5 separate regions of the Homo sapiens genome follow, and regions 1, 2, 3 and 5 are each linked to region 4. Evidence: chromatin loops called from intact Hi-C (ENCODE). Cell type or tissue: sigmoid colon. All regions are shown on one strand.

Region 1 (5,000 bases), 620 kb after region 4:
ATTGCCAACAAAACTAGACACATGGATGAAGAAAGATGTTGAATAAAATGAGGTAGAGACAGTATCCCAGGCTGAGGGAACAGGCTGAGTCAAGGTGTGGCACATTCTGGGGACTCTAAGTAAATAGGCTCAACTCCCTCATCAAGCCACTAATCTACCCCGTGGTCATTCCAGATGATGAGAACAGATGCCATTTCATTCGGAGGGAAGTCTGGTAAAGGGGACAGGAGAAAAGGGTTGCAGAGTAGAGCAAAGAGCCATACACTGGGTGTACCATGAAATATCTGTCATGAAGCCAGGCACAGCTTGGACTTGTCTTGACATAGGTGTCAACAGGCATAGAAGGTGTTTCTCCTTTTCTAGATCCATTTTCCGTTTTTTTGTTTTTTGTTTTTTTTTTTTGAGATGGAGTTTCACTCTATTGCCCAGGCTGTAGTGCAGTGGTGAGATCTCAGCTCACTGCAACCTCCACCTCCTGGGTTCAAGCAATTCTCCTGCGTCAGCCTCCCAAGTAGCTGAGATTACAGGTGCCTACCAACACGCCCGGCTAATTTTTTTTTGTATTTTTAGTAGAGACAGGGTTTCACCATATTGGCTGGTCTGATCTCAAACTCCTGACCTCAGGTGATCCACCTGCCTCGGCCTCCCAAAATGCTGGGATTACAGGTGAGAGCCACTATGCCTGGCCTTACAAGATCAATTTTTCTAACCCTTCCACTCTTTGTATCTGACTTCTGGGTTGTTCTTATTTCTTGCTTGTGTTGGGTGAATTGAGAGCTGTTGACAGCTGTTTGCTCTCTCTGTCAAAGGTTAACTGAACTAGGAGGCTCATGGAGATTTCCACCCATTTCCAAGATCAAATGAAAAGTCACTGGAAATACAGTTAAACCAGTTTAAAACTAACCAACCAACCCACCCACACGCTCATGAGGATACTTGAGATTGTGAGAAGAGGAGATCAAAGCAAGTTGGGGACATTTACTTCTTTTTCCTGTGCCATATGGACTTTTTTTTTTTTGTAGTTCATTTACCCATTTGTTTAACCTATGTTGCCAAACTTTTGCTATGGGACTCAAGAATTCCAAGAGTATCATTAAGTTACAAACCTAATTAGAAACTGGAGACAGGAAGGGACTAAGGCTGGAGGGTGGCATTGAACATCTAGAATCGCAGCCATTGGGCTAATTAGCCCAAAATGAAGGAATCTAGCAGTAGCAGCCAGCCCTCAGGATGGCAGAGCAGGAGGCTCTCAGTCTGTTGACCTTTTTTGTGAAGCAAACAGATGGCCACATCTTGTTCCAGCTGCAAACGCCATGCAGCCTTCTGCGAGGCCGGCTGGTGTGTGCCTCAGGACAAGTCTGCATGGATGTGCTGGTGAGGCTAGGCCATCTCAGCAAGGCCTTTGTCCATGGAAGGGAGCCGCCTTCTGGCTAAATTCCTGGAGATGTTTCAGGGAAGCCAGCTGTTCTGTTAAGAGTGGGGCTTTGAGGTCAGACAGGCCTGGGGATGAATCCCTGCTCTATCCCTAGCTGTGGAAACTGTTAACCTCTCTCGGATTTCTTATTATAAGTATTTATTGTGTGCTTACTATATGCCAGGCACTGTGCTAAATGCTTTGCATGAGTAACTCATGCCATCCACACACAGACTCAGGATGTGTGTGCGATGTCCCCAGGATCACAGAACTCATAAGGGGGTGTAGTCAGGATTCAAATGGAGTCTGATTCCAGTGCTTGAATTCTTAACCACTGCATGATAATGCCTCACCTAACAGTAGGATCTACACTCCCATGAGAATGTGCTGAGGCTCCAATGAGGCAATCTATGTATAGCTTTAAGAAGTGACCAATTCATGGCTGCTGTTACTACTAATCTTTTTGTAATAAACCCACATAGTTAAGGTTGGCCAAGGCAGTGATTAGATATGTACTCTGCTACTAAGTCCGTTTTTTCAAGGTCCTGTTCTCACCTGGGTTTCAGTTAACAAAGAACCTAAAAAAGAAATTCTGGAGGCACCATCATTTCCTCCCCCAGCTCTCAGGGGAGGGATTTATTCTCCCTGAGCTGAGGAGCAAAGGGAACCACGTAGCGATCAAACATGGATGAAAGGCAGCAGCGGGAGCAGCCCATGTCCAAGTGGAGCCAGCTGGGACCTCCAGGCAAGGTGCCCCGTGGGGGCTGTCACCCCAGAACTGGCCCATGTCTACAACCAGCCCTCCTTGGCACCCCAGCTGCATCTACTCACAAGTTTCAACCAGGCTTCCTCACTGGATTCTCCTCTCAATGCTGGCACCAGGCTATGTGGTGGACGCCGCCTTCTCTCCTCCATCTACCCCATAACGAGGGCCCTCTGTGGACCTGCCTTGCTCCTTCCCCACAAATTTTAGGCTGCTGCTTTTCCTGGACCCCAATCTCAGTGGGGACTTCAGAAACATGTGTCCACGTGTGTGGCCCTTGCCTATTAATGCCTACAGTAATGTTCCCATACATTGGACAGCCCTACAGAAGAGCACTGTTTTAGGAAAGCAAGGAAAAGATAGGGGAGGCCCTAAAGCAATTAAGAATCCCCTCCTCAAATACAGCCCAAATCCACCTGCAGGCGGCAAGTTTCACAAGACTAGAAACAATAAAAACTGCTGGCAACTATAGAATTCTATGGCTGACTCCCTAAATAGGATAAATGATATTCTTCTGCCCTCTACCGGTAAAGAGCTGTGCCACACGGTGCCTCACGGTGCCTCCGGGAAGGACGCAAACAAAGACCGTGACTGACAATGCACCTTGCATTCTTTGGAAACAGAAAGGGAAGTCCGCTATCAACTTGGTGGGGAAGCCTGTCATCAGCGAGATGCCCACACGGGACTGAAAGGAGCCCACCTGCCTTACATCCATGCAGGCACCAAGTAGCCAATGAGCCTGGAACCATGGATCACACCGCTCCACCCTGGGCCTTAACGGGCAAACAGAGATGCCGAACACAGTAAGATGGGAACAGCATTCCAGGCTGAAGGAACAGTCTCAGCAAATGGAGGGAACTGGGAGTGGATGGGCTAAGCCCCCTCCAGCCATCTGTCTACCCGCTGGTCATTTCAGGCACTGAGAAAAGGTGCTGTTTCATTCTCCTAAGAGAGTTTGGTGAGTGAAATCTCCACAGGCAGGCTCAGGAGATCGGGGTTTTATAGAGATACATTCCTTGGATTGGGGACATCCCTTCCCCTCTCTGTGACTTGGTTTCCTCATTTGTAAAATGAAAGAGTTGGAAAGGAATGATGTCTGAGGCTCTTTCCAGCTCAGATATTCTGGTCATTCGCAGGCTTTTGGTTCAAGGCCACCACTGATAGCACTGAGGGCAAAATATGCTATCTGGCCACTTTGCTACCCTTCAAGGTGGCTTCCCCATTGCATCAGGAGTATGCCTCCTCTCTATCCCCTCTGCTGGCCCTGTCTTGTGCTGCCTTGGGTGCAGTGGTGGAAGCTGGCCTGTCTATACGAGCAAGATGGAAACTGACTCACTTCATGTGTCCTGTGTCTTCCCAGCCTACCTGTTACCACACTCCCTAGGAAACGGGTTCAAAGGGCCAGCCGACGGCTGCAAAACACCAGCACTCAATCACCTTCGGAACAGACTCAGCACTTTAAAAGTATAAATAAATAGGGCTGCCTCTGATTTTTTTTTTCCACTTGGAAATTTGTAACATCATTAGCTACAAGTAAATATATCAGTAGGATTAATGGAGTGAATCACAAAGCGACTTGGATTTAAAACCACATTATTTCTTTGGGGTGAATTAGTAAATTTAGCATTGTCAAGAGATGATGGATTGAGAACCTGGGGACTGAGAATTCTTACTGATCCTGAGGATAGATCGGCATGAGAAGCAGAGGCTGGAATGGCTTCTCACCCTCTGTTTTCAGAGAGAAAGGAAATATGGCTTTGCTGCATGCTAAACTACATGGAAATATAGTGTTCCTTTTCAGACACAAGGTAGAGATGTGACAGCACATGGTAGGCAATGACCCAGACGGTCCCCTAAAGTCCCTGCTGCCTGGTATTCTGGTCCTTGTGTAATAATCCCTTCTCTTTCCATAGTAAACCTGAACAAGTGACTAGCTTCTAACAAACGAAATACAGCAGAAGTAATGAGATGTCACTTCTGAGATTAGGTTATAAAAAGACTGTGACTCCTGCCTCAGGTGCTCTCTCTCACCTTCTCTTGGGTTGTTTGCTTCAGGGGTGTCACGGTGAGGTAGTCCCCTCCTGTGGGCCCATGGCAGTGAGCTTGGAAGTGGATCCTCCCCAAGCTGAGCCTTGGGATGATCCAAGACCAGGTTGCCACCTTGCAACACCTTGACTGCAGCCTCATAAGAGACCCTGAGCTAGAACTGCCCAGTGAAGCTGCTCCTGTATTCCAGACCCACAGAAAAAAATACGAAAAACAGTATGATAAGAAATGTCTGCTGTTTTAGGTCATTAGGTTTGGGGTTATTTCTTATGCAGCAACAGGAAACCAATACACCACGTGACTTGCTTTGGTTAATGAAATATGAGGGGAAACACTGTATGTCATTTCTGAGTAGAGGTTTCAAGGGCCAGAGTAAAACTGGTTTCCTGTCTTGGTAACTGTGCAAGCTGGGGTCAGGATGGAACTTCTGTGGGCCTGGGCCTGGGGGGCTGAGAATGCTTATCGATCCTGAGAGTAGATCTACAGGTCACCACGATGAGCCAAGTCTCCCTGACCCTGACACTGCTGACCTACACTGCATATGTAGTGTGACCAAGAAATAAACCTTAGTTGTATAAAATCACTGAGGTTTTGGGACTGTCTGTCACCACAGAATAGTCTAGCCCATCGATCTAGCATCCCATTCAATCCCACAATCATGGATTGGGGAACTCAGGGTATTCTGAGAAATGCACTTGCACTTCCTGCTAAGAACACAGGTTCTGCTTAAAATGGTTTTGAATGTGGATATTTCCTCACAAAGGCCACCACAACAGT
Region 2 (5,000 bases), 190 kb after region 4:
GCTGATGCTGGGTCCCTTAGCCCCCACTTTTCTGCATACCCAACAGGCTTATGGGAGAAGCCAAAATAATGGGAAGGTATAGCCCCTGTCCTTTGGGTCTCAGAGTGAGGATGACGTGGAGCCAACTCTCCTCATCCCCAACCCTGCTTGGGCAGGTAGCATTAGTGAGAAATAGTCCTTTGTTATTTTAAGTCACTGAAACACGGAGGTGGCTTGGAAGCCTGTCCTGACTCATGCAGTATCATATTAACTCGTTCTTGGAACCAGTTACTGGCTTTGCCAATCAACTAAAAAACCAAAACAAAGAAAAAAACAAAAGAAATAAATGAATGCCTAACGTGTGCTGTGCTTATTGCTGGAGACAGTAGGGATATAACGTTCACTGCCTCTGGGGTCACATGGCCTCCTCTTTTGTGTGTGTGTGTTTTCCACGAGTAAACCAAGTTTATTGTAGAAAATTGGAAAACACAGATGAGCTCAAAGAATAACAAATTATCCACACTAGTAGAGAAAAAACAGGTCAACATTTCTTTATGCATCTTTCCTTGCCTTTCTCTTAAAAGAACACTTGTCATTGAATTTAGGGTCCATCGGGACAACCCAGGATAATCTCATCTCAAGATCCTCAACTTAATTACATCTGCAAAGACCCTTTTTCCAAATAAGGTCATATTCACAGGTTCTCAGTGGACATATCTTTCAGGGGTCACTGTTGAATCCACTACATGAACACTTTCCCAGTGCCAGCTACTAGGCCAGGCAGTTTAACTTTTCACCTAACTTACTCTCCTGTTAAATCTCCAAAGTAGGTATTATCGTGTTCATTTTAAAGACCACGAAACTGAGTTTCAGGGAAGTGAAAAAAACATGTCCTAGGTTACACAAAGGTGGGAGCCAGGAGTTACACCTAGGTCTTATTCCTAAACTGGGGGATTTCATATATCAGTACATCTCTCCAAATGGATGTCATCTTCTTCAAACCACTGTTGCTTAAAAGATTTCTGGAACTCCTCTGCTTCAGAACCACTTCACAAGCCATGCAAGAAAAGCCTGCCTGCTTGCATTACTATCATCACAATTTGAATGTATTTGGTTTTAGGCAGCTTTATTTTCACATGATGTAGCTCACAGATTAAATTCTGCTTACAGTGAACAGGCCACAGCATTTGACGAATCAAAGCCTACGGCTTCCTCAAAGCACTAATTACTCAAAAGCCTATTAACCTGTTTAAACCCAGCCAAAGGCTTTGATATCCAATGGAGAGGCCTAGGTAGAGATAAGACCATTTGAAATGCCCCAGTACAAGGTGGGTGGTCCCCTGGTGTGACCTTTCTACTATGTTCCATGATGTCTGGAATGCATCTAGATATGGCCTGTTAGCCAAACATACATGAGTGGAGTCTGTATGTGTGTCTGTGTGCACACAATATGTCTTTCTTTTCTCCATAAATCCAGTCTGAGTTATCATGCACTACTGACTCCATCCCCAACAGCCACCTCCTGTCTCCTTTGCTAGAAATGCCTCCTCCCCTTTCTTTGCTAGAGGCTACATGACATCTAGAGTTGTGAAGCCAGCTCTACTGGTGGGGAAACAATTGCTGACCTGGAGATTCAGAACAGAATGATGAAAAATAGCTGTGATTTAACCAGCTGTGCCTGGAACATCCTACCTCTGGACTCAATGCAGGATCATCAATGCCTTTATCTGAATTTTGTGCTACCTACTCCAACAGCATCCTGTCTGATAACAGGAATTATAACAACAATAATGTAACATTCGGCCAGGCGCGGTGGCTCACGCCTGTAATCCCAGCACTTTGGGAGGCCGAGGCGGGCAGATCACGAGGTCAGGAGATCGAGACCATCCTGGCTAACACGGTGAAACCCCGTCTCTACTAAAAAATACAAAATAAATAAATAAATAAATAAATAAATAATTAGCCGGGCATGGCGGCAGGCGCCTGTAGTCCCAGCTACTCAGGAGGCTGAGGCAGGAGAATGGCATGAACTCGGGAGGCGGAGCTTGCAGTGAGCCGAGATCACGCCACTGAACTCTAGCCTGGGCAACAGAGGGAGACTCCATCTCAAAAAAAAAAAAAAAAAAAGTAACATTTGAGTATGTAGTATACGCTAGAAACTCTTCATAGATGATCACATTTAATTTTCACAACAATACTATGACACAGGTATTATTATTTCCATTTTACAGATGAGGAAACCAAGGTGAAGAGAGGGTACATAATGTACCCAAGGGCACATAGTGTAACAGAGGCAGGATTTGAACTCAGAGATATGTGCTTAACCCCTACACTAGGCTGGCTCTCATTGAATAACCATCCTGAAGCTATCCTCATAGGGTTAACAAGAATTCCAGACAGAAATATATTTATAATTAAGCTCGAATCAGGCTGCAATTTGACCCACTTGCTTGTAACTAGATACTGACCATTTGCTTCCCTGTTGTTCCTATAGACAGGATTTCTGAGACTAGAATCATAAGACTTGTTTTAGATAAATAGGATTTCTGATCTTACATTCATAAGGCTTTTGCATAAGAATTGCTTAAGATGTGTTTTGAGATCCAGAATTCCAGTGAAATAGCTGACACCAACTAGTTTGAAGACCCCATAGAGGAGTGGAATCAGCATGAGAATAGAGCTTCTTCATCTCCCTGTCCCGTGACTTCATCCTGTACTCTTCAACCAATCACAGTTCGTGGACCTATCTCCACACTTCCGGCCACTCCAAAACACTTAAAAATCCTAACCCCAAACTCCACGGGGAGATGGATTGGAGGTTTACTCACAGCTCCTCATTCGGAGGCCCTGCGGTTAAACCTCTTTCTCTGCTGCAACCTGGTGTCTGGCCATGGTATTGCCATGGTATTTACTTGCCATGCATATCAGGCAACAGACCTATTATGGTTACAGTCTGGGAATCCTTCTCCCCGACTTCCCTTTGTCATTTTGTATTACTCTGCTCTCCTCTACCCCTTCTTAGATCACTGATTATATTAGTCCATGTTCACACTGTTATAAAGAACTACCTGAGCCTGGGTTATTTACAAAGAAAAGAGTTTTGACTCACAGTTCTGCGTGGCTGGGGAGGCCTCAGGAAACTTACAATCATCATGGTAAAAGGTGAAGGGGAAGCAAGACAGGTCTTACATGATGGCAGGAGAGAGAAAGAGGGGTGGAGGGGAAGTGCCACACTTTTAAACCATCAGATCTTGTGAGAACTTACTCACTATCACTATAACAGCATGGGGGAAACTGCCCCCCGTGATCCAATCACCTCCCACCAGGTCCCTCCCTTGACATATGGGGATTGCAATTTCAGATGAGATTTGGGTGGGGACACAGAGCTAAGCCATATCACTGCTCTAGCCTAGGGACATGCCAAGTGTCCAAGGAGACCTTCATTCAGTGTTCAGTCTGCCAAACCATTTTTCTGCTAATATTAACCACCTTCTTGGTAAATGAGTGAGGGAACAGGAAGCCTTATCTTACCACCTGTTTTGTCAGTTCTTCCTGAAATGGATAAGCTATTTCCACTGGGTAAGTAACCTCAGTTCTTAGGCCCTTGGGCACAGAATAGATGTTTTCTCCTTGGAAGGAGGACATCAAATTTATTATCTGAGAGGAAGGAATGCTTGGAATCTCTTCCTTCTTTTGAAGTACTGGATTAAGAAGGATCCTTACTCTGATCAGCTAGTCATGCCTGCAGAGGGCTTGGGTGAGATGGAGGGTAGGGTGTGTGCTATGTGTTTGCCATTCTTGCCATGGCAAATAAAGAGACATTAAACTCAACAGAGAAAGGGACTTTATTTCTAGATTGAGTGACAGTGGAGGGTTATACCTTTAAGTTAACTTTGCTTTGAATATCACCCCACGAGTGAAAAAGAAAAAGTGTGATATAAATGGCAAGGAAGAAGCACCTGTGCGAGGTGGTTTTCCAAATCTCTTGGCATCCTAATTACAGGGTTAAATTGGTGGAGAAGCCCTGTTCCCATAGGTTAAAAGTAAATTTTAAATTAGTCCAAATTAAATGGCCACAGATTCATGGTCAAATGGTTTTCATTTAATGAGATTTTACTATCTAGCATCTGTATCTATAAAAGTTATTTTTAAAAATTTTATTTATTTATTTTCAGATGGAGTCTGGCTCTGTCGCCCAGGCTGGAGTGCAGTGGTGCAATCTCAGCTCACTGCAACTTCCGCCTCCCAGGCTCAAGTGATTCTCCTGCCTCAGCCTCCTGAGTAGCTGGGATTACAGGCATGCGCCACCATATCTGGCTAATCATTGTGTTTTTAGTAGAGATGGGGTTTCACCATGTTGGCCAGGCTGGTCTCAAGCTCCTGACCTCAGGTGATCTGCCCACCTTGGTCTCCCAATGTGCTGGGATTACAGGCGTGAGACACCGCACCTGGCCTATATTTATAAATGTTATTTTTAAATGAATGCATTCTGTGAGTAGAGGCTTAGAAGAAAAATGGATCAATAGTTTAGCTCAGTCATTGGATTTCAATAGAAATCCTCTCCAACTCCTGCCTGTATTGCTGTTCCCAGTTCTCGGTGCCATCTTTGAAGCTGTCTTTGTTTTACTTGTTGTGGTCATGGGGAGTTACTGGCTCCTTTGTTCACAGGAATCTGAGACTCACTGTGATCATTCCTGGGGGAACAGCTTCATCAGAAGCTAGTCTGGAGAAACTCCAAGAATGTGGTGTACTTCAGTGTCCTGAAAGTGTGCCTCTTGATGGGGGTGGGTGGGCCGGCCACTGGAGGTTGGGTGGTTCTCCCAAGCCTCGCAACAGTGTGCTCTTAATGAATTACAACTGCTCCCATTTTGTTGCCATCAGGTTTTAGGGTACTTGTCAAAGAAGCCCCCCCAGTGCCCCGCAAGGCTTGTCCAAAAAAAAAAAAACAAAACAAAAACAAACAAAAACACTCCAACCTGTTTTTCTATTTCCTTCTTTGGTTCCCTTTTTGCTCAAAGGAT
Region 3 (5,000 bases), 51 kb after region 4:
AAAGTACTGCACTGTGAAAGGAACTGTGGACAGATGGTCCACCTGAGCTCAAAGGTGGGGTCCCTCCACGTATGCACCTCAGGACTTTCCATCCTGTGGGAATCTCCTAAAAAGTTGCTCCATGGGTGGCACTCTCTGAGCAGCACGATTGGTGGGGAGGGCTCTGTCAGCAATATTATGTCGTCACTGACGTCTGCAGGCTCTCCTAGGGGACACTTCAGAAACTTTCATAGAAATATTTCTCTTTGGCAACAGCTCGCTGTTTCCATGGTTTGACGATACTAGCCAGCTGTAAAGTAGGCCAGCACGGGAGAGGGCGGCCCTGGGGACACGGGCTGCATGGCACGCTCATTTCCAACCCTGGGGCAAGTCAGATAACCTCATTAGGTCTCCATTTCCTAATCTTCAAAATGGAACAACAGTGTGAGCCTCAGTGGCCTGGTGTTGTGAGAATGAGGATTAAAGAACTGCAAATTTTTGAGTTTTTTTGGTGAATAATTGTGAAGTCTTTTGGAGGACATATTTCAGAAACAAATGAAATAATAAAGCAGACCTTAAATGTATTGATATAAATTTTGCATAGGTCCAGTAACCTTTTCTTTGCTACGCTTAGTGATCTACTGATTTAAAAAGAGTCCTCTCATATGATACTGACAGAACATTTTTAACCTATTTTTTTTTAACCAGCAATAAGTTTACATAGTTCAACATTCCAAATGCATGAAGGGATACAGTTACTATTCCCTTTCCTGCCCCTGTTCCAGCCATCCAGAGTTCCCCTGCCTAGGTAGGGTGACCAACTGGTCCTGCTTTGTCTAGGACTTTCTGTTTTAGCTCTGAAATGTCCTCATCCCAGGAGACTCCTGAAACCCCAGCAGACTGGGATGGTTGGTCACCCTCTGCCATAGGCAACCAACATTATGAGTCTGTCATGTGTCCTTCTGAAGATATTTTGACAACAGCAATGTTAGTATTAAAAAAAATCCTTTTAGGTAAAGAAATAAAATGTCTTTCTCATAAAACACTAATGCATGAGGCTGGGCATGGTGGCTCATGCCTGTAATCCTAGCACTTCAGGAGGCTGAGGCGAGTGGATCACCTGAGGTCAGGAGTTTGAGACTAGCCTGGCCAACATGGTGAAACCCCGTCTTTACTAAAAATACAACAATTAGTCGGGCGTGGTTGCGGGTGCCTGTAGTCCCAGCTACTTGGGAGGCTGAGGCAGGAGAATCGCTTGAACCCGGGAGGCGGAGGCTGCAGTGAGCCGAGATCACACCACTGCACTCCAGCCTGGGTGACAGAGCAAGACTCCGTCCCAAATACAAACAAACAAACAAAAAACCAAACTAATGCATGACATCAAGGGGATAAGGGAGCCCACAATAACATGGAGGCCCAAATCTTATCATCAAACATAATTGTTTTTCCCATAATTGTTCTTACGATTGTAATTTCCAGCTCCAGAATTGCTATCCTTCTGCAAAGGAAAACTCCCTCTCAGTCTTGGGAAAAAGACTCCTGTAAACGTTAACAATCTGTGGCCCCATTTCTCATAGCCGTGGTTGACCGTAGACTCCATTATCAATTTGTTTATAATTTATTTTTGTGGAGTTAAAAAAAGCATTTGTGTACTTGGGATTTGGATTTCATAAGTATGCTTATTTGGCAAGTTATCTTTTAGATTTCCCTGTGCAAATGTAACTGATTTGGGAAAGCCCCATTTCAGAGAAAGCATAACACAGCCCTTATCACGTGTGAACTGAGAAAGACATCGGAAAGCCTTTTCCAGGCTAAAAATAGACCTAGAACGAGGTGTATTTTAGCTTCGGGACTTTCGCAAACTTTCTGGCAAACTAGCACTTTATTGTTTATGTATAAGGGGCTGACGTTCCTTTTAAATGTTCTAGCTTCAGGCTATCTTACTTTTGTGCAAAAAAGGATGAATTATTTATAAAAAGAGGCAAAAATATCACATGATAACACCCTCGTTTCTGGCGGGGAGTAAAATGAGCTGCAGCTGGTGCTGTGTCAGCTCCACAGGCGAGGTGCAGAGAGCAAGCGGAGGATGGGCTTGATCCTCTGATCCCTTGAGAGGGCCTGATGTCTGAGATGCAGCCTGTCCCCCTCCAGGATGGAGGGAGAGACCTTTAATTCTCATTCTCTCTCTCACTCATCACTCATTTTCTCTCTCTCTCTTTTTCTGTCTCCCTCTCTCTGGCAAACTTGGGAAGGCAAAGTATGGAGACCTTTTATAAGCTCAAGTGTGCGCAGAAGCTGGTTTTATGGAATTATTTGTATACACTAATTCTGCCAGCCTCAGTTTCTTCATCTGTGACAGGAGGTGATAACCGTATTTTCTCCTTAGGCCTGATGTAAAGCGCCTGACGCTAAGTAAATGCTCAATAAATATTAGCTAGTATTCAAGCTTGCCTGGCTGCTCAGAGACACAGAGGGGCGGGGTGAGCGAGTGGGCTGAGGAAGGACTGGAGAATATAAAGGCAAGGGGCTGCATTACCTGAGGGTAGAGAGGTCAGCTGAGCTGACCGGCTCTTCCTGGTTTGTCTGGGACTAACCTGCTTTTAAAAACACAGTCCTGCATCCTTGGAAATCTCTCAGACCCAGGCAAAACCAGAGGGTTGGCCGCTGTCCTGAGTTAGGTTAGGATGAATTGTCCCTCGTTTATTTTTCCTCGGTCTCAACTGAATGCTGTGTTACTGTACCAGGGTTCCATCATGTGTGTGCACAGGCAGGGACAAGAGAGCCACCTGACACACCCTGTGTCGCTCTGCCTGACTCTGGCCACCCCACCTGTCTGTGTTGTGACACAGTATTGTAACAAAACTGCCAGGCCCAGGGTTCCCCTGCCTACTCTGCCTTCCACCCAGTGGGGTTGTGCGGAGCCTCCCAGCAGGCCCAGGAAAGGTGGGAGGAAATTGTGCAAAGACTTAAGACAAACGAGGGAAATCCAATTCCTTTTATTATGTGGATGATAACAACTGTGTGTAAAGGAGTCTGTCTGAGAAGTGGATTTGATCATGACATTTACTAGTATTTGGGGCCTGCGTTTTACACGAGTGCTTGCGGCCTGCACGCAGGAGGTTTCACTGGGGTTGCAGAGGGTTCTCCCACTACTCAGCTCTACTTTTCCAAACGTACTCTCTGATATTCCCAGCACCGTGGAGCGAGACGGGGTATTTCTAATGGAGCAATGCCTCACTGTCTTTGGAGACAACCCCAGTCTCGCTTAGGAGTTGGAAAGACTGAGCTCGGGGTCTGTGCCCTGGTGCTGGTCTGGCCCCAGACACTGTAGGACCCCGCAGGTCTTCATTTCCTTGCATGTCAACCGGGGAGGCTATGATGGGGTACAGAGGGTTGCTGTGAGGACTAATGAGACACATGTGAGGTGAGTGTGGCACACAGTGGGCATGCAGCCAACATGAGTTCTTGCATCTGAACGTCTCTAGCAATGATTGTGGAATATACTCAGGACGGATCCTCTACTCCTTCTCATCCTTTTCTCTTGGGTCTGGAAATTTTATTTACTAGTGATTAGCTCAACAGTCAACATGTCTTGTCTGCAAATCAGAATGGCTGTGCTTAAGGCTAAAGGCCACATGCAATATATTTATTCCTTTCCCGAAAGTGTCCAGCCCGTAACAGGGGCACAAAACGTATCTGTTGCTGTGGGAAGAAACCTTCCAGATGACGAGTGCTAGTGACGTCTAGGAAGAAATGAAAGATGGGCTGGAACACTCCGTGGGGTTGCTCGCTGGGTTTCTGGCTGAGTCGTCTTGGACTTCCCCTCCACTCCTTTGCTGTGGGTCCCCCTCAGGTAGATGTGTAGTCAGCAGCTTCTCCAAATTGGAACAGAAATAACTCTCCAAGGGCTGAAGGGGATTTCCTTACCAGGCCAGACCTTTCTTCCACTGCCCATGCACATGTGCCTCTCTCAGGTCCCTAAATTGACAAGCCTCTGTTTCCCCCTCTGTAAAATAGAGATGCTAATGCCTATTTCCCATAGGGTTGAAAGGTATGTGTGATTATGCCTGCAAAGCTCAATGCATGGTGGACGTTGTTATCTGGAATTTCCTTACCCCTCTTCAGTCTACCCTTAAAAATTATTTTCCCTACACTGTGTCAGCAGTATGGGGTGCAGCGGGAACTGAGAGTCTGCCTCTCACATTCTCCTTACGCATGCTCCAGAGTTTGATCTCTGGTCATCTTTGTAAGCCCTTTGCCTGAGGGTATGTTAAAAACAAAGGTGAGTCATGTCATATTCATTTTAGGAAATAAAATAGTTAAGATTAATATATGTACTGCATGTAAGAAAACTGCCAAATTAGTACATATTTATTACAGAGCCTAGAGTCTGTTGCAGTAAAGTCTGATGCAGTAAAGACAACACAAATGCCCCATGATCACACATCTAGCGATAATTGCTATTAACATGTTGTTATATTTCCGGGGCTGGGCACTGTGGCTCATGCCTGTAATCCCAGCACTTTGGGAGGCCTAAGTGGGCGGATCACTTGAGCCTAGAAATTCAAGACCAGCCTGGCCAACATGGTGAAAGCCCGTCTGTACTAAAAATACAAAAAATTAGCCAAGTGTGGTGGTGCGTGCCTGTAATCTCAGCTACCTGGGAGGCTGAGGCACGAGGATGGCTTGAACCTGGGAGGTGGAGGTAGCAATGAGCCACAATCGGCCACTGCACTCCAGCCTGGGCGACAGTGAGAGACTCCATCTCAAACCAAACCAAACCAAACCGAACCATGTTGGTATATTTTCTTCCAATATATTTTCTTGTGTCCTTCTGTTTTAAGTCAGCTGCTAGTCACAGAGAATGGAGAATGTCTGTCTTCCAAACAGTTAGGTTACTTCACTGAGACCTATTTCCTCTGGGCTACATATGTATAAAACAGCAAATAGGTGAGAGGTGTCCAAAGGGTGTTCCTGCTCTGAATTCCAAGGTGGTTTAGGCATTATTAACTCAGGGATCT
Region 4 (5,000 bases):
GCCTCCCAAAGTGCTGGGATTATAGGCGTGAGCCCGGCCCACAAATGTACATTTTCAAATGTACTTCACACCAGGAATCTTAAATATCTTGGGCACAAATTGAATAATGAATCTGGGGCACAGCTGAGATATGAGAAAGTAGGATCCACAGGACCTAGGATCTTTAGAAATGAGTGGAGGAATTGAGACAGAGCACAGCCATGATGAGTTGTCTTTGCTCCATGATGTCTGAGCTTCAGCTGGGAAGACTCAGGAGCTGAGGATGACTTGATTTCTTGGGCCTGGAATCATCTGGAAGCATCTTCACTTGCATGTCTGGTGGCTGGTCCTGGGTGATGGCTGGGACCCCTCCTTGTCTGCCAGCTGGAACAAATATAGGTGGCCATTCCATGTGGTTTCTCAGCATAGACTAGCTTGGGCTTCCTCACAGCATGGCAGCTGGGCTCCAAAAGTGAGTGTCCCAAGAGATAGGAAGTAGAAGCTGCTAGCATCTTAAGACCTTGGACATGGTCATAGTGGTAATTTCTGATGTATTCTACTGGTCAAAGACTAACAAAGCCCAGATTCAACACTGACCCACCTCTTGATTAGAAGAATGGTAAAGAATTTTGGGGTTCTGTTCAAAAACCTCCACAGTTCCTTAGGTGATAGTGTAGCTCCATGGTTAGGAGGTCAGGGTGTGAACTCAGACTGCTTGGGTTCACATCTCACTTCCATTTTTACTGGCCATGTGATCTCAAGCAAGTTCATTGTTGTAGAAACGATTGTTGCACACCAATCTCCATTTCTGTTCTCTTCTTCCTGGGAATACCAATAGACTATTTCCCTGCCCCTTACACCTACGTGGGGCCAACAGACTAAGCTGGCAGGCTCTGAGCAGAAGTGCCACATGCCACTTCTGGCTGAGGTGGGTAAGAGCTCTGGATTTTCTTAGTCTCTTCTCCCTCAGCTGTAGCTAGAAGCAGGGCATCCAGCAGCAGACACAGGGGCAGGCAGTGGAGGAGTCACAATATGGAAGGGGCCTGGCTCCCTGAGTGACCCTAGAGTGAGTCCTTTCTCTCATGCTCCTGCCACCAGGATATGGGGGAGGTGTAAACTTTGTGTTGAGCCATGAGGTTTTGGGGGTTGTTTGTTACAGTAGTTAGCCTATGCTGACTAATACATTACCTAACCTCTCTGAACCTGTTTTGTTATCTGTAAAGTGGGGGTATTAGATGTGGCTACATTTAAGTGCCCCACAGGTTAAGTGAAATAATTTGATGCACAGTGCCCAGCACATAGTAAGTACCCAACGAGTGTTAGCTATTGTTAGTAAGTGAATGCGAATGCCCATTAGGAGAGGGTGGCAGGTTTGCTTCAGTAATGGTAGGGCTGTCATTATCATCACCATTGCTGGAATGGCACCTGCTATATACTGAGCACCTGCTTGGGCCAGACTCTGTCCTAGGGATGCTACACTTTTGTTCCTTTTAGTCCTCTGAGGCAGGAATTATTAACCTTGAGGAGGAGCTGAGAGTCCTGGGGCCCAGAACTGCTGCTGAAGCTGTCTCAAGTCACACCGGGCGCTCCGACCTCAGAGCCTGACTCCTTTTACTGCGGCGATGATACCCTTGCATTTTTGGGAAATGTGACTTTAAAAAAAAGTGTCATCCATAGGCCTTCCTTCTTGCTGGGGAAGTGCTGTGTCTTTCTTTTTTTTTTCTTTTTCTTTTTTTTTTTTTTTAAATCGATATTTTACCATATTTTATTTTTTATTATTTTTACACACGGGGTCTCACTCTATCACCCAGGCTGGAATGCAGTGATGTGATCATAGCTCACTGCAGCCTCCCACTCCTGGGTTTGTGTCTTCCTTATTGAGACTTTCTCTACTTCAAGTTGTAAGAATCTGCTTTTATAACTTAATCTTTTGGCTTACAGCTTGGCCCCAAGTGTGGAAGGCTCCAGCTTCCTTCCCCGCCGCAGGATCCTATTACTTCTTTGTTCTGTTTGAACTCTGCAGACTCTAAAGTGAAGTGAGTCGGTGGAAAACCTGGCTGGATCTCAAGAATACAGCCTGCGTCTGAGTCCCATGAATCTCCCCGCAGCTTAAGGCCTCCTGTGAGCAGAGCGGATACTGTAAAGCCCTCTCAAAGACACTAATAACTAGAAGTGGGACTGTAGCTCCAAAGTGGCTTTTTTTTCCCCTTTCCCCCGTGTAACTTGCTGGAAGCACTTCGTATTTCTTTATTTCTTTGTGGAATAAAAAAAATTTGTTTGTAATTCCATGAGAATTAGAAAGGCTTGTCTCAACTTCTGAGTTGGTACTTGACATTCAGATACTAAATTTACTAGAGGAAGCACTTTTGCTAGATTAACCAACGATGGATTTTTCTTCACAATTGCGTGTTAATTTGCTCCCTCTTTGAGATGTCAATTTTTGGTTTTAGCAACACAGCCCACCCCATAGATCAGCAGATCTGTGAGTGTGGATTCAGTTGTTAGCATCACGGGGCAGGGGTCCCTGGACTGCATGTGCCTTTGTATTAATTGACTAGACTTGCAGTTATATTAATTCTACTTGTGGTTGTTTAAATTGTGCCTACTTGCACCTTACTTGTTGAGTCAAGATAACAGGGGTTATATAAACGAGTTTATAATATATTTGGCTTATCCTGCTCCTCGTCTGGCTCTGATAAAATTTTAAACGTTCATTTTTCTTTCTTTCTGTCTCCCAAGTCGTTTCTGAAAGGCAAGACGTTAGACTAAAACCAACTTCTATACTTAAGATTATCCTTGAAATAGTTACGAATATGTTCAGGAAACAAAGCCTTGCTCATTATGTGCTAGAACAATGGGTAAACTTTGCTTTCTTGTAGAGAAGAAAATGTTTTCTTCAATAAGATATCGGAAACTATTTTTGTACTTGAGAAATCATGTTACTAGAGACCTAAAAGATCCGCATTTTGTGGCTGTTTAAGAAAGCTACACAAGATGGCGCCAGAGAGCCGGAGTGGAGAGGGATGCGCGCCCCGCACGAAAAGCTCAGCGCCAAAGGGGCGCCCGGGGCGGGCAGGCGCGTGTACCGGTTCTGCGGCGGGGCGGCTGGGCAGGGGCGCTTTGCCCATCCTCACAGCTTCCGCTCTCTCCGGGCAACCTTTTCACCAGCTTCGCACAGACTTTCCGCCCGGCACCGTCCTTGGGTCCTCGGGGTCTCTGGAGCGGCCTGGAGGAGCCGCTGGAGAAGGAAGGGGGAGAAAGCAGCGGCGGAGGCGGAGGCTTCCTCAGGCCCACTTCGAAGCAGGGCGCCCGGCCGAGCCTCTGAGGAAAGCGCGCGCGGGACGCGGATGGGTCTCGGCCTCCAGGGGCCGCGGGAAGGGAGAGGAGGAGGGCGAGGGGAAGCGGCGCTCGCGCCCGGACTCCGGCCATTCCTCAGCGGTCCACCGCAGCTGGCGTTCTTCTTTGATCCCCGGAGTTCTCAATGAAAGAACGGAGAAAGTGGCTTAAAAAATTGTGGTTGAATACACACAACAGAAAATTTACCATCTTAACCAGTTCGGTGGCATGGAGTGCACTCAGCCGTTGCGTATATGGGCGAGTGTCGCCACTGCCCATCTCCAGAACGCTTCATCAAAGGGGACGAAACATCGCGTCCGTGAAATGATAACTCCCGCTCCCCTCTCCCCGCTCTCCCCGGCCCTGGCAGCCAAGCGTGCTCTTTCTGTCTGGAGGAATCTAACCACTCTCCGCACCCCATAGAAGCGGAATGCCACAGTCCCATTTGTCCTTTTGTGATGGACTGACTTCACTTAGCATCATGGCCTCAAGGCTCATTCCTGCTGTAGCCTGTGCCAGAATTGCCTGCCTTTTAATAAGCCTGAATCATATTCCTGTGTGTGTGTGTGTGTGTGTGTGTGTGTGTATCACCACATTTTGCCACTTTTACGTATAGACCACATATCTTTCTTCCTTTTTTAAAAAAATTATTTTTTATTTCAATAGTTTTTGGGGTACAGGTGGCGTTCGGTTGTGTGGATACATTCTTTTTTTTGGGGGGCAGAGTCTTGCTCTGTCGCCCAGGCTGGAGTACAGTGGCAGGATCTCGGCTCACTGCAATCTTCCCCTCCTGGGTTCAAGCGATCCTCCTGCCTCAGTCTCCCGAGTAGCTGGGACTACAGGCACCTGCCACCACGCCCAGCTAATTTTTGTATTTTTAGTGGAGACGGGGCTTCACCACTTTGGCCAGGCAGGTCTTGAACTCCTGACCTCAGGTGATCCGACTGCCTCTGCCTCCCAAAGTGCTAGGATTACAGGAGTGAGCCACCGTGCCCAGCCATGTGGATACATTCTTCAGCCTTGATTTCTGAGATATTAGTGCACCTGTTACTGAAGCAGTGTATGCTGTACCCAATGTGTAGTCTTTTATACCTCGCCCCCCGACCAGCCTTCCCCTGCAAGTCCCCAGAGTCCATTATATCACTCTTATGCCTTTGCCTACTTATAGCTTACCTCCCACTTATAAGTGAGAACATATGGTATTTGGTTTTCCATTCCTGAGTTACTTCACTTCGAATAATGGCCTCCAGCTCCATCCAAGTTGCCGCAAAAGACATTATTTCATTCCTTTTTATGGCTGAGTAGTGTTCCATGGTGTATATATGCTACATTTTCTTTTTCCACTTACTTAGACCACATTTTAAAAATCCGTTAATCTGTTTAAGGATATTTGGGTTGCTTCCACCTTTTGGCTATTTCAAAAACTATTGAAATTAAAAATAAATAAATAATTAAAAAAATAAACATTTAAAAATTTGAGTCCCTGCTTTTAATTATTTTAGGCATATACTCAGAAGTGGAACTTATGTTTAATTTTTTGAGGAACCGCCATACTTTTTCCCATAGCAGTACACAAGGGTTTTAATTTCTCCACATCCTTGTTGACATTTTTTATTTTCTGATTAAAAAAAAATTAGAGCCATCCTAATGGGTATGAAGTGATTGCGGTGGGGTTTGATGTGCAT
Region 5 (5,000 bases), 98 kb after region 4:
CTCAAGCTCCCAGTCTAAGCAAGAGACCAACACTACTCAGATACATAAACCAGGAGTCAGCAAACTATGGCCCATGGGCCAAATCCAGCCCACTGTCTGTTTTTGTACAGCTCAGGAGCCAAGAATGATTTTCACATTTTAATGGTTGAAAAAGAACCAAAGGAAGAATACTATTTTATGACATGAGAAAGTAACATGCAATTCAAATTTCAGTGTCTATAAATAACATTGTACTGGAACACAGCCATGGCCAAGCATTTCTTGCTGTGGCTGCTGTTCCACCCCAACAGCAGGGTTGAGGAGTTATCACCGTGATTGTGGGATCTGCAGAGTTTACAATATTTCCTCTCTGGACTGTCACAGAAGAAGTTTTCCAACCCCTAGTGTAAACACCCTGGAAGTGCTGGCAAGGAGAGGGATATAAGGAGAAAGAGGTTGTGTTCTAGGGAGTCTGTGTGGGGAGCTGGGGGAGGGATCCTTAGTTGGGAACTGTGGGGAGGGAGGGGGTTTGCTGGAAGAGTGGATTGCGCCTTCCAGACAGCACGCTCAAAGGTCCTGTGGCTGGGGACTGTGGCCTTTTCACTGGCTGAGAGGGTGAGGGATAGAGATGTTCAGGAGGGGTCAGAATGGGTGCGAGGCTCTGCCAGAAGGGGCTTACTCTTGTCCTTCCCTTTCTTTTAGGTAAAACCTGTTTCCCAGCCTGGTGGCATCCTGTGGAAAGTTGGTCAGCTGCAACCTGGGGTGTGAAGGACTGGACCTGGAAGCCCTCTTGCGTCGGAGGTGTTGAAACCAAAACGAACGTTATGTATAAAACCCCAGCTCCATCGTGCGTGTCAGGCATCTGCTCAGACTGTCACTGGCAAGCTCGTTTCCACGTCACCACAATGGAGTTGCTTCTGCCACCCTTTGGGCATCCCTTTAAAGTGCCCCCTACTTCTACTCCCCATGTAAGAGGCTTTGTGCCTTGCTAAGGAGCAAAGGGTAGAAACATGTTGATTTTAAAGAAGTTTTTTTAAGACAATTGTTGACAATAGTAAAAGAGATCAGGAGGATCAAGAATCTAAAACAAGCCTGAAGGATGTCCAACTGTGTATTTAGAATTTCCGACATTCTTCTCTACTGGATCTACACATTGGACCCCATCTGATCCTTTGCTGCTTTTTTGGCTTGGTCAGGTCCTGGCCTCATTTTGGCGTTACCTGTGTCAGAGTTCAAGGTGGATGTGCTTAGAGCTGGTCAGCCCCTTCCAGACCTGGACACGTCTGTGGCTCCTTTTCTTTCTTCCTTTTTTTTTTTTTTTAAAAAAAAAAAAGGTTCAGCAGAAATCAGCGTGGCTAGTTCACAAAGAATTTCCAGTATCAGGGAAAAACTGTGCGTGTGTGTGTGTGTGTGTGTGCACGTGTGTGCGTGTGCACGTGTGTGATACCTATAAAACAGTTTCTCCTTCTCTGAAGGGAAAGGAAAGTGCTAGGCAGCCTGTGATTAGCAACATTCTTTGTGCTTTTTTGTTGTTCCTCTGCTCTGTCACAGTTCTACGTTGTTTGCCTTAGAAATGTAATTTTTAAAAACCATTTTAAAAATGAACGGTGATTTGGCTGGCTGGAAAAAATCACACTGTCAGGGGACTATATTTGAAGTCAGTCTAGACGGGGCTGGACTAGGAACCCACCTGGACCCAGGAGACCCCACAGGACCCAGGAGGTCCCTGCCGGAAGGCAGAGGTTCAGGTGAGAGTGGCTCACCTCTGAGCTGGTGAAGTGAGGACTTGCCTGTGACATGACCCAGGGATCTGCTGCTGGCTTCTGGAGACAGGGCCTTGGGCTGACTTCTCAGGTTGATTGAGGCCTCCTGACTAGCGGTGTTCCCAGGCTAGAGGTGATTGGCTGCAACAAAGATGCTTCTATTAGTCTATTAGCAGTGCCTTCGGGACCCTGGGATTTTGCTCTCTCTAGAAAGGTGTTTTTTATTTTTTTATTTTTTATCTCCCCCTTTTTTCCTGGCTTTGCTCCAGGGTTTGTGTATTTGCCTGTTTATTGTCCTGCTCTTTTTTTTTTTGGATGAAAACTCCAGCCTTTCCTGACTCACCTCCATCTTCGGTTCTTCAGTTTTCTGAGAAGAGTTGGGATATGTGGGAAGGGGCATGGGAGCTCGGCAGCCTCCGCCTGCCAGGAAGGCAGTTTCGCCTCTGCAGGAAAGAGCAGAGCCCGTGGGAAGCCCTGGGTGAGGGTGGCGCAGCCGGCCCAGCACGCATGGTATTGCCAGCCACGGGGGGCCTGCGTGTAGTCTCTGCTCCCTGCATTTCACCTTCTTTGTTGACTTTCCTTCTCTGTTTTCCCCCATCTGTTTGCCAGAGGGGTGGGACTGGCAACAGAACAGCCGTGGCTGCTTTATCTCTCCTCTCCACGGTGTACTCAGGCCTGAGTGGTGACTCACGGGAGCCTGGCCACCTCGCAGCTGTTCGCCCCCTCAACCTTTGAACTGGAACTGCTGGCTCACACAGGGTTTTCGACAACTGCAGCTGAATCTCATGGAAAAGCTGGATTCCTCTGCCTTACGCAGAAACACCCGGGCTCCATCTGCCAGGTGCTTGCCACTGGTCCTGGCAGAAATGGCGGCTGCTGAAAGTGACCTTCCAAATCCTTGGTGGCACTTCAGCGCCACAGGCTCTCCAATAAAAACCCTTTACACACAAACCATGAGTACCTTGGGCTTGGATGTTTTCTGTGGTGCCGGCCAGCGGGGCACCTTTTGTGAAGACAGAGGTGGGTGGGCCCAAGGCTGAGGAGGAGGGCGGGGATGGGAGCTGGGCTGGAGGTGTTTGGATCCTGGTGATTAGAGAAAAGCTTGGAAATGAAAAAGGCTTGGTGGTGGAGGGGCATGCATGCTGTTTTTACGTCTACATATACAATTGGAGGCTCACTCGCTCATTTCCTGGAAGCTTGCTCCTTGGCTAGGAAATACTGAGGCCTAACTGTTTCCAGAGAATCTTGGGGCATCTCCAGAGAAGATAGAATCAATCACATAAAAAACTGCTGGCTTGTAACTGCCTCATACCTGGCTTGCTTTACTCTATGAGTAAGCATGGGATGCATCTGGGCCGGGTTCACAGCGAGCTGAGAAAAAGCCGGGGGAAAAGCCCATTTGCTGCCGTCCAGCTGGTTCCCTTGGAGGTCACCAAGGAGCTGGGGGTGTGGTCTGTGTCCCTCCTCCCTGAGGAGCTACTCCTGTGCTCCGTCTTCTCTACCACTGTAGCAGTGACTAAGGTTCTCCAGGGTAGCTCTTTCTCCAAACAGCTGCGCTGGAAGCCAGCCCTAGAGAGTGGGTTTCCCCATCATCTCAGGCTTCTCAGAGAGTGTCCTCCGCTGAGCACCCATCCTGTCAGGTTGGCTCGTTCAGATGCCCGGGGACAAGCCAGCCTGACGGGGAGGAGGGTGTTTCGGCGTCCGCGGCAGTCTCTGCATGGCGGAGGGTCAGCGGGTACCGCAACTTGCCTTTTGGTTTTGAAGATTCTGTTGAGGCGCCATCCTCACCTTGACCTCTTCTACAAAATCTGTCTCCCCTGCTGTGCCGTGGAACACCTACGGGAAGCCAGTAAGTTAAAGTCCTAAGATCAAAGCCCCTCCCTCTACTGCCTGCATCTCCTGTCATAAAAGCCTGAATTGTATGGTTATTCTTACACCCTGTGGGGATGGGGGATGCTTTATACGGACATGGCACATTATCCTCAAAGGGCCCTGGATGCACCCATAAGTTTGTGTCCCGTGCTTGCCCCCTTTGGTGAAATTCTTGGCTGTCGGTGTCATTTTAAGGAAATCAGGGGAAATTACCCAGAAGATCAGGGTCTGTAGGAGAAGAGGGGTAGGGGATGCATCAGTGACCCAAACTTGCTGGTGAGATTTGGCAGCTGAAGCCATTTAAAGAGATTGGCGGTTGGGCGTGGTGACTCATGCCTGTAATCCAGCACTTTGGGAGGTGAGTAGATCACCTGAGGTCAGGAGTTCGAGACCAGCCTGGCCAACATGGCGAAACCCCCATCTCTACTAAAAATATAAAAATTAGCCTGGTGTGGTGGCAGGTGCCTGTAATCCCAGCTACTCAGGGGACTGAGGCAGAAGAATCACCTGAACCTGGGAGGCGAAGGTTTCAGTGAGCTGAGATCACGCCACTGCACTCCACCCTGGGCAACAAGAGTGAAATTCCATCTCAAAAAAAAAAAAAGATTGGCACCTTGGTGTTGCCAGTTTCTGAAGAGGGGAGAGGAGGGTTATGTTACAAGCATCACCAACAAAGAGCATTGTGACTCAGCAGAGGGGAGAGCAGTAGTAAAGACTTTGGGGATGATGCTGGACTGCCTCCCCAGCCACCCACCTTCCTTGCACACGCTTCTTGTGGCAGCATCATGAGTTTGCAGGTCCAGATGTTGCTTGCATTGTAACCACAGCTCCCTGTGCCCCCCAGTGCCTGCTGTATTTGGGTTAGATATTTTCTTATAAATAAATGATTTAATCTTTTCAGGGTGAGGGGCGAGCCCTGGGGACCTGGAAGGTGTTCACTCCAGCACCACTAGTTCAGAAAAAGGGTCTGTCCCATAAGGCCCCCAGGCTGCTCGTATTGACAGGTGCGAGCCGGCGCTTCCCTCCAGCCCGGTGGTGCCACAGTTGCTTGTGGTTTTTATTTATCAGAGAATTCAAGAACACCTGATGTGGACTCAGTGTACACAGCATACCACTTGCGAAAACCGAGTTTGTTTTCCATTATTTTCGAGAACTAAATAGACGTGACTCTTCCGGGCGGTTGTCATGAGCCACTCCCTGCCTTGCTACCTGAGTCTTCTTGGGTCCAACAAGTACCTGGGTGTGACTCTCCTTGTAAAGTGCCTCAAAATTTGCTGTTATTTCTTGTTAGGCTTAGTTAGTTGGTTTATTAGCAAGCTCATTTTCCCTGGGATGGGTTTTTTGATGAGCTGAGTTGATGTGGATGGGAACACAAGGCGCTCTTGT

Evidence for each region. A loop is a pair of places that touch in the nucleus more often than their neighbours do. Peaks named below come from ENCODE experiments on the same cell type or tissue, not always from the same donor. Only the 100,000 strongest peaks of a DNase experiment are listed, where the experiment ranks them.
Region 1: a loop joins it to region 4, with 12 times the contacts of the local background. A loop is called at or near these places in 51 of 110 quality-filtered maps.
Region 2: it touches region 4 in a loop (10-fold over the local background); 89 of 110 quality-filtered maps call a loop at or near these places.
Region 3: a loop joins it to region 4, with 2.8 times the contacts of the local background. A loop is called at or near these places in 6 of 110 quality-filtered maps.
Region 5: it touches region 4 in a loop (4-fold over the local background); 24 of 110 quality-filtered maps call a loop at or near these places.

Annotation. Positions count from the first base shown.
Region 1 is chr15:92,095,468-92,100,467 of GRCh38, reverse strand. All of the region lies in intron 3 of SLCO3A1 (solute carrier organic anion transporter family member 3A1), which reads right to left. Among named protein-coding and RNA genes, the nearest start is that of SLCO3A1, 240 kb to the right of the region's middle. In sigmoid colon, a CTCF peak has its summit at 2,703 (motif pointing left); no DNase peak of the experiment used is centred here; H3K27ac peaks cover 239 bases.
Region 2 is chr15:92,519,581-92,524,580 of GRCh38, reverse strand. No RefSeq gene overlaps it. Among named protein-coding and RNA genes, the nearest start is that of LINC00930, 50 kb to the left of the region's middle. RefSeq lists an enhancer at 2,430-3,022. In sigmoid colon, a CTCF peak has its summit at 2,857; a DNase peak (open chromatin) is centred at 2,840.
Region 3 is chr15:92,662,217-92,667,216 of GRCh38, reverse strand. No RefSeq gene overlaps it. Among named protein-coding and RNA genes, the nearest start is that of FAM174B, 8.9 kb to the right of the region's middle. RefSeq lists enhancers at 2,331-2,830, 3,318-3,367, 3,748-3,867. In sigmoid colon, no CTCF peak of the experiment used is centred here; DNase peaks (open chromatin) are centred at 166 and 2,026; H3K27ac peaks cover 843 bases.
Region 4 is chr15:92,712,970-92,717,969 of GRCh38, reverse strand. No RefSeq gene overlaps it. Among named protein-coding and RNA genes, the nearest start is that of FAM174B, 60 kb to the right of the region's middle. RefSeq lists silencers at 2,956-3,105, 3,216-3,265. In sigmoid colon, a CTCF peak has its summit at 2,978 (motif pointing right); DNase peaks (open chromatin) are centred at 2,039, 3,009, 3,269 and 3,648; H3K4me3 peaks cover 1,292 bases; H3K27ac peaks cover 882 bases.
Region 5 is chr15:92,615,141-92,620,140 of GRCh38, reverse strand. It overlaps FAM174B (family with sequence similarity 174 member B), which reads left to right. Exons shown (of 3, transcript NM_207446.3): 3 at 682-2,693. The coding sequence ends at 685. Among named protein-coding and RNA genes, the nearest start is that of FAM174B, 38 kb to the left of the region's middle. In sigmoid colon, no CTCF peak of the experiment used is centred here; DNase peaks (open chromatin) are centred at 160, 2,440 and 3,250; H3K27ac peaks cover 2,310 bases.